Linked DNA regions of Homo sapiens: region 1 is linked to region 2. Evidence: read pairs that join two places in POLR2A ChIA-PET (ENCODE). Cell type or tissue: MCF 10A. All regions are shown on one strand. Each heading gives the region's core, and the rest is flanking DNA. Links, peaks and the distances in the headings are about the cores only. Region 1 overlaps PTPN1 (protein tyrosine phosphatase non-receptor type 1). Region 2 overlaps LOC105372657 (a long non-coding RNA gene).

The links. Peaks named below come from ENCODE experiments on the same cell type or tissue, not always from the same donor. Only the 100,000 strongest peaks of a DNase experiment are listed, where the experiment ranks them.
Region 1: POLR2A ChIA-PET joins it to region 2 with 5 read pairs; 1 of 35 experiments calls an interaction of 5 or more read pairs at or near these places.

What each region holds. Positions count from the first base shown.
Region 1 is chr20:50,512,360-50,515,275 of GRCh38, forward strand. All of the region lies in intron 1 of PTPN1 (protein tyrosine phosphatase non-receptor type 1), which reads left to right. Among named protein-coding and RNA genes, the nearest start is that of PTPN1, 3.4 kb to the left of the region's middle. In MCF 10A, for the core only: no CTCF peak of the experiment used is centred there; a DNase peak (open chromatin) is centred at 1,572.
Region 2 is chr20:50,368,143-50,371,058 of GRCh38, forward strand. LOC105372657 (a long non-coding RNA gene) reads left to right here. Exons shown (of 3, transcript XR_936837.3): 3 at 1-724. Among named protein-coding and RNA genes, the nearest start is that of LINC01271, 48 kb to the left of the region's middle. In MCF 10A, for the core only: no CTCF peak of the experiment used is centred there; a DNase peak (open chromatin) is centred at 1,609.

The DNA.
Region 1 (2,916 bases), core at 211-2,710, 140 kb after region 2:
AATACGTATTGTAACTTAGTTCTTAGTTGAATTTTATTTCTTACAATTTTAAGCCAGAGTGGGTTGACCTGTCACCCAAGCATGGTTAAAATTGTATTCAGCATGCAACTAGCATGGAGTGTGTCAGTCTTCAATTCATTTCCTTCATTGTTCTTAAGTTTTTCTGCCACAATTAAACCCCACAAGTTAGTCAAGGTGTTGAGATTTTCACTGCTTCTTAATGGATTGCCACATTCCCTGAGGTAGTTTCTTTTGGTCTTAGAGAATTGTCAGGGCCAGCTTTTCTCACCTCCACTGTATGGATATTTTTCTTTTCTAAGATCTTGAAATCAGAAGCTTTTCTCCTAAGTGTAAAAGTAGCTCTTTGTCATACAACTGTAGCGTTTTCTGAAACAGAGTTCAGATGACCTTGAGTCTAAAGTGGCTAACTTTCCAAGGTGTGTATCGCTTTACCAAAACCATTATTTTTCAAGGATTCAAAGAATGTGTTTACAATTGATAGAAAATGGAAGTTTAAAAAAATTAATACTTTATAGCATGTTGAAATGAGGGCAGCCTTATACAAAGTCATACTTTGAGCTTGCCTAGCCTATTGTGATCAGAGAATAATGTAATTTTTGCTTACAACTTGGTAAGCAGGTCAGTTATTCTAACTTATTTTCTGATTAGAACAAAAAGATGTAAAAACTTGAAAACTATTGGGAAAAGAACAAAGAGTGAAGAGGACTTTTGAGTGCTGAGGAATGTGGCAGCTTGGAAAACAAACTTTTTAGGCAGAGATTCTTTGCTAGGTCAGTTTGATAAAGTGAGCATAACCGTATTTTTAATCTTTAATGCTAATGAATAGCATAGATGCTAATAAGCATCTAGGTCTATAAAAAGTCAGCTTTGATAGTGTATATAGATGGCTTTAAACATTGTTTTCTAGCATTTAAACACTTTCAAATCATCCGGTTGCTTGATTGGGCCTAGCTGTCTAAGAGGAGAGAATGAGCCCAGATGAGGAAAAGAGATTGATTTTACTGAGCTAGAATGAGAGGAGAGAGGGTTGAGTGAATGAAAAGAATAGCTCATGTGCTCCCCTCCATCTGTAGTTTAAGAGGGGTTGGGTCCGGTGTTTTGCTTGTTTTCTCGTCTGTAAATTCTTTGATTCTCTGACACCACTCACTATATTTCATTGTGAATGATTTGATTGTTTCAGATAAAGGGGACTGCAATAATACCTTGTGACATGAAGGCAAGATTTATTCATGTTAGAGGCAGGCTTTGTAAAATGGGCCACTCTTCCAATTGACATTTGTTTTTATAGCTGTTTTCATTATGAAATACAATCTAATGCCTGACTAGGTTAAAACCATGTTGTAACAATAGTTCACTAAAATTCCTTACTGATATACAGCTTATGTTGTTATATTCCAAAAAGATGAATATTAAAATTTGCCAATAATGTTTATTTAAATACTATTTTCTTCAGAGGAAAAAAAACTATTTTATGCAAAGGAGAAAGATCTATACACTATGACTCACTTCACTTAAAAAAAAAAAGACTAACGGAAATGACATGGAGAGACTGGGAAGTTCTAGTCATCTTGAGTGACCCATTAGATCTAAATGTTCTTGTTTAGCCCTGGTTTGAGTGAACTAAATTTAGGTGTCTGATCAGTACTTTGGAAATGGTGTAAATGCCTTTGTAATTGTCTGGACTGATATTAGATTAACTGGGAGCACAAGTAGAAATAGTGAAGGAAAGAACTTTTTGCTATTGTTATTTGACATCACTGGCATATTTATAGGAATACTTTGGTGTTTTTGGAAGTAAGTAAACCAACCAGTGGTTCTAAAAAGTCAGCTGGGGGATAATGGTAATGCCGCTGTTTCTTAGCTGCAAGTTATCTGCCGTTACTTCTCCTCCATTTTGCATTTTATCTTGAATAGCTCCTCAAAACCTATTAAAATACCTGGTATTGAATAATGTAATTGAATGTGTACTGAATTTCACAGTGGAAATGAATAAGAAATTTCCTGTGGAGGTTTTTTGACTTAGCTACTGAAATAACGGCCTTTTGTTGTGTGATTCTTTCCCTTTTCTCTTTGTTAAAGAAAACTGTCTTGTGATCTTGTAGATTACAGAATCCTTTTGGCAATTTCTGTTCCTAGCACTGCTTTTTCTTTCTTTCTTTCTTTTAAATAGAAATGGGGTTTTGCTGTGTTGCCCAGGTTGGTCTTGAACTCCTGGCTTCAAGCGATCCTCCCACCTTGGCCTCCTGAAGTTGGGATTGCAGGCGTGAGCAGGTACTTTTTCTGAGGCCTGCCTGAGCCTATATATATTTTGCACAATTTGGCATTCCTCCCTACAGTGTTTATGCTGATTTGTTTCTGGTAACAACTAATACTGGCAAATCGGCTGGGCATGTTACTTTATGCTGCCCATATTCAGGAAAATTGGAATTCTAGCTGGGTCATTGTTCCCAGATGATGTAGTTTGGCACCAGCCATTCCATGTTCACATTTTGAGTATCCAGGAGGGCTGGGGACTTTGGAGTAGTTGGTGATTCCCTCTGCCACATTTCACTGGTTGGTCACTATGGCATCCTTTCCACCACACTAGTAGTCTAGGTTCTCAGATGTTGCTTATGAGCCTGCAATGGTTTCTAGTTTCACACTGCAGAAATGAGTGAAGCCGGTTACCCGTTAATATGGTCCCATCATCACTAGAGTAATTCATTGTTCTAAAACCAGATCTGAGTCTCTCACTCCTCTGCAACTACTTCTGATTCTTTCATAACACTTGTAAAGTCCAAACTCCTCTTTAGCATGGCAGCCAGCTTCCAGTCCTTCCCTCCTATGTGGCTTCCATTCTAGCCAGACAAGAAAGGGCAGCGTTCTCCAAACTCATCCTCGCCCTTCATTCCTCTA
Region 2 (2,916 bases), core at 320-2,819:
TCTCTCCAGCTCTGCCATCATCTTCCACCTGGACACCAACCAAGCCCCCGCTCTCCCTGCTGCTGTGTGGGCATCAACAGCCTATGCTGTTCCCTCTGAACGGAACTCTTCCCGCTCCTGTTTCCCTGTCACCTTGCTCAGGAAAGCTCTTCTGATCCCCCCAAGTTGAATCCCTCATTACAAACCTCACATCCTGACATACATCTCTCCATTGCCCTGATCATACTTCTTATTTACCTGTGTGATTATTTCACTCATGTCTCACCCCACCAGGTTGCAGCTCCATGAGGGTGGGAATTGGGTCTGTTTTGTTCACTGATAACCTTCAGTGCCTGACACATAGTAGGGCCTCAATTTTATTCCTGAATCCCATAAATGAATAAATTCATCCCCTGCCCTGTGGCCAGGGAGATCACTCTAAGAAGCAAATCTAATCACTCCCTCTCCTGCCATAAGCCTTCCATGGCTCCCCTTTACCCACAGGACAAAGTCTAAAGGGCTTAACCTGGCTCTTTCAGGCTCCTCAAAGTGGATTCTGCCACCTCTCCAGCCCCATCTCACCTGCCCCATTGTCCTTTACGGTCCAGCCACCCTCTACTCCTTTAGGTGTCTCAAAGTCTGCATGTTCTCTCCTATCCCTGGATTTGCCTATATGCTATGTTTCTCCCGGAAACTTTGTCTCAAAAAATCTTCATTCTCATTGCCAAGGCTTTAAAATTTGCCTCTTTTGGGGAAGGTTTAGTTCTGTAAGCTCATTCTGGAAATCTGGGTTCCTTCTATCTAGCTGTTGTCATCCTCAGTCCATAGCTTCCAGTCAAGTCCAAAACAGCTGCTATAGCTTCTCCGTCACATCTACGTTCCAGGCAGTGGGGAGAGAGAAAGGGTCATTCCTCTTAAGGGCATGACTCAGAAGCAGTGCTATCACTTCTACTCAATCCCATTGGCTGGAGCTCAGTCATATGACCATGCCTAACTGCAAAGGAGGCCGGGAAATAGAATCACTATCTGCCGATTATGTTAGCATGTTTCCCACTAATGCTCCAAAATTCTCTCAGTATGAGAAAAAAGCTGATGGATGTTGGTGGACACTGATGGTCCTGCCACACTCACCCCCACAGTGCCAGTCATGGACTTATCTCTGCCCAGCCAGACTGTGAGCTCCCTAAGGACAGGGACCATATATGGTGGTCATTGCAGCATCCCCTGCAACTCACAGAGTGCTGGTTGTGACATATGGCAAATCAGAGTGAATTGCAGAGGCCGGAAATACAAGGTGGAGAAACTGAGGCAGGCACCAGTTGAGTTCCACACACATTTTCTGGGTGCTGATTACACATAAGAACCCTGGGCTTGGTCCCGGTGCCTGGGGGGCAGCAACACTTGTCTGGCCTGGCAGTGTCCCCAAAAGCACCCAGTTGGGGGCTGCAAGGCCCCACCCGGTGGGGAAGCTGCAGAAACAGAGCAGAGTCCACAGTCAGAACAGGAGGCGCCACAAGGGCCTACAGGTAAGGCAGGTCCCAGGCCCTCAGCCCACCTGGCCCTGGCCCTGCTGCACTCTTGGCCACTCCCCAACATTATCTGGCCTTGGGCCCAGCCCTGAGCACCTGCCCTTCCCTGCTCTCCCGAGAGGCCTGAGCTGGGGTTCCCCTCCCCTGTCGGCTGCCGTGGGAAAGGCCTTATGGTAGCTCTCAAGGTCCAAGTTCCAGCCTCAACAGCTGCCGTACTTGCTATTCCCTCTGGCCAGACCTCCCTTCCGTGCTGCTCTAGCTTCTCCTGCTCTCAGCTTAGACGGCACCTCCTCACTGTCTCCAAAGACCACCGCCCACCCCGGTGCCTCTCCACCACATTGTGCATCTTGTTGCTTCCCAGCATGGGTCTGTGTGGGGTCGTAGGGGAATCCTGCTCTTGTTCATTCATTTGTTGGCTTCTTTGCTCGCTGTCTCCCCCAGTAGAGACATGGACATTTTCTGTCTTGTTTTCCACTGTATCCAGAGCCTAGCCCAGGGCCTGGCACCTAGTAGGTGTTCAGGTAATATCTATGGACTACCTACATACACACACAGTGAGGAAAGACAAGAGAATTAGCACTCACTGCACTCGTATGACATGCCAGCGCATGCGTTGTTCACTCTGAGGCCCACGACATCATTGCCTGGTTGGAATCATTATCTCCATTTCACAGTGGAGGAAACTGAGACTCAGAGAAATGAAGTGACTCGACCGAGGTTACGCCAATAGGAAGGGCCAAGTCTCAGACGGGGGGGGATATTTATAACGAAATGCAAAGATCTTGGAGGAGGGGGTGGATTCTTGGTTGTACACATCGATCAAAGCTCATCAAACTGTACAGTTGAAATCAGAGGTTCTCAACCAAGCATGGTTTTACCCCCAGGAGACATTCAGCAAAGTGCAGAGACATTTGGTCATCATGGGGGTAAGCAATGCTACTGGCATCTCGTGGGTAGAGGCCAGAGATGCCGCTCAACATCCTACAGTGCCCAGGACAGCCGCCACAGCAAAGAATTATCTGACCCAAAATGTCAGTAGTGCTAGGTTGAGAAACTCTGCTTTGAAGGAATGTAGTTTACTGAACACAAATTATGTACTCCATTTATTAAGGCATAATCAATGCATTTTTTGTAAAATAGAAAAAATAGAAAAGAACTAACATAATTGGAAAAGAAAGGAACCAACTAAGTACAAAACAATGGCCACATAATTTAAAAAGGCAAAGAACAGATCAGAAAATACAAAGAGCCTATATGTAAATGACAAGGGGCTCCACCTTAATACTAATAAGGGAAATTCAAATTATAACAAAAAGCTGGGGGGTTGCCTCATGTCTGTAATCCCAGCTCTTTGGGATGCTGAGTTAGGAGAATCACTTGAAGCCAGGAGTTTGGGAGCAGCCTGGGC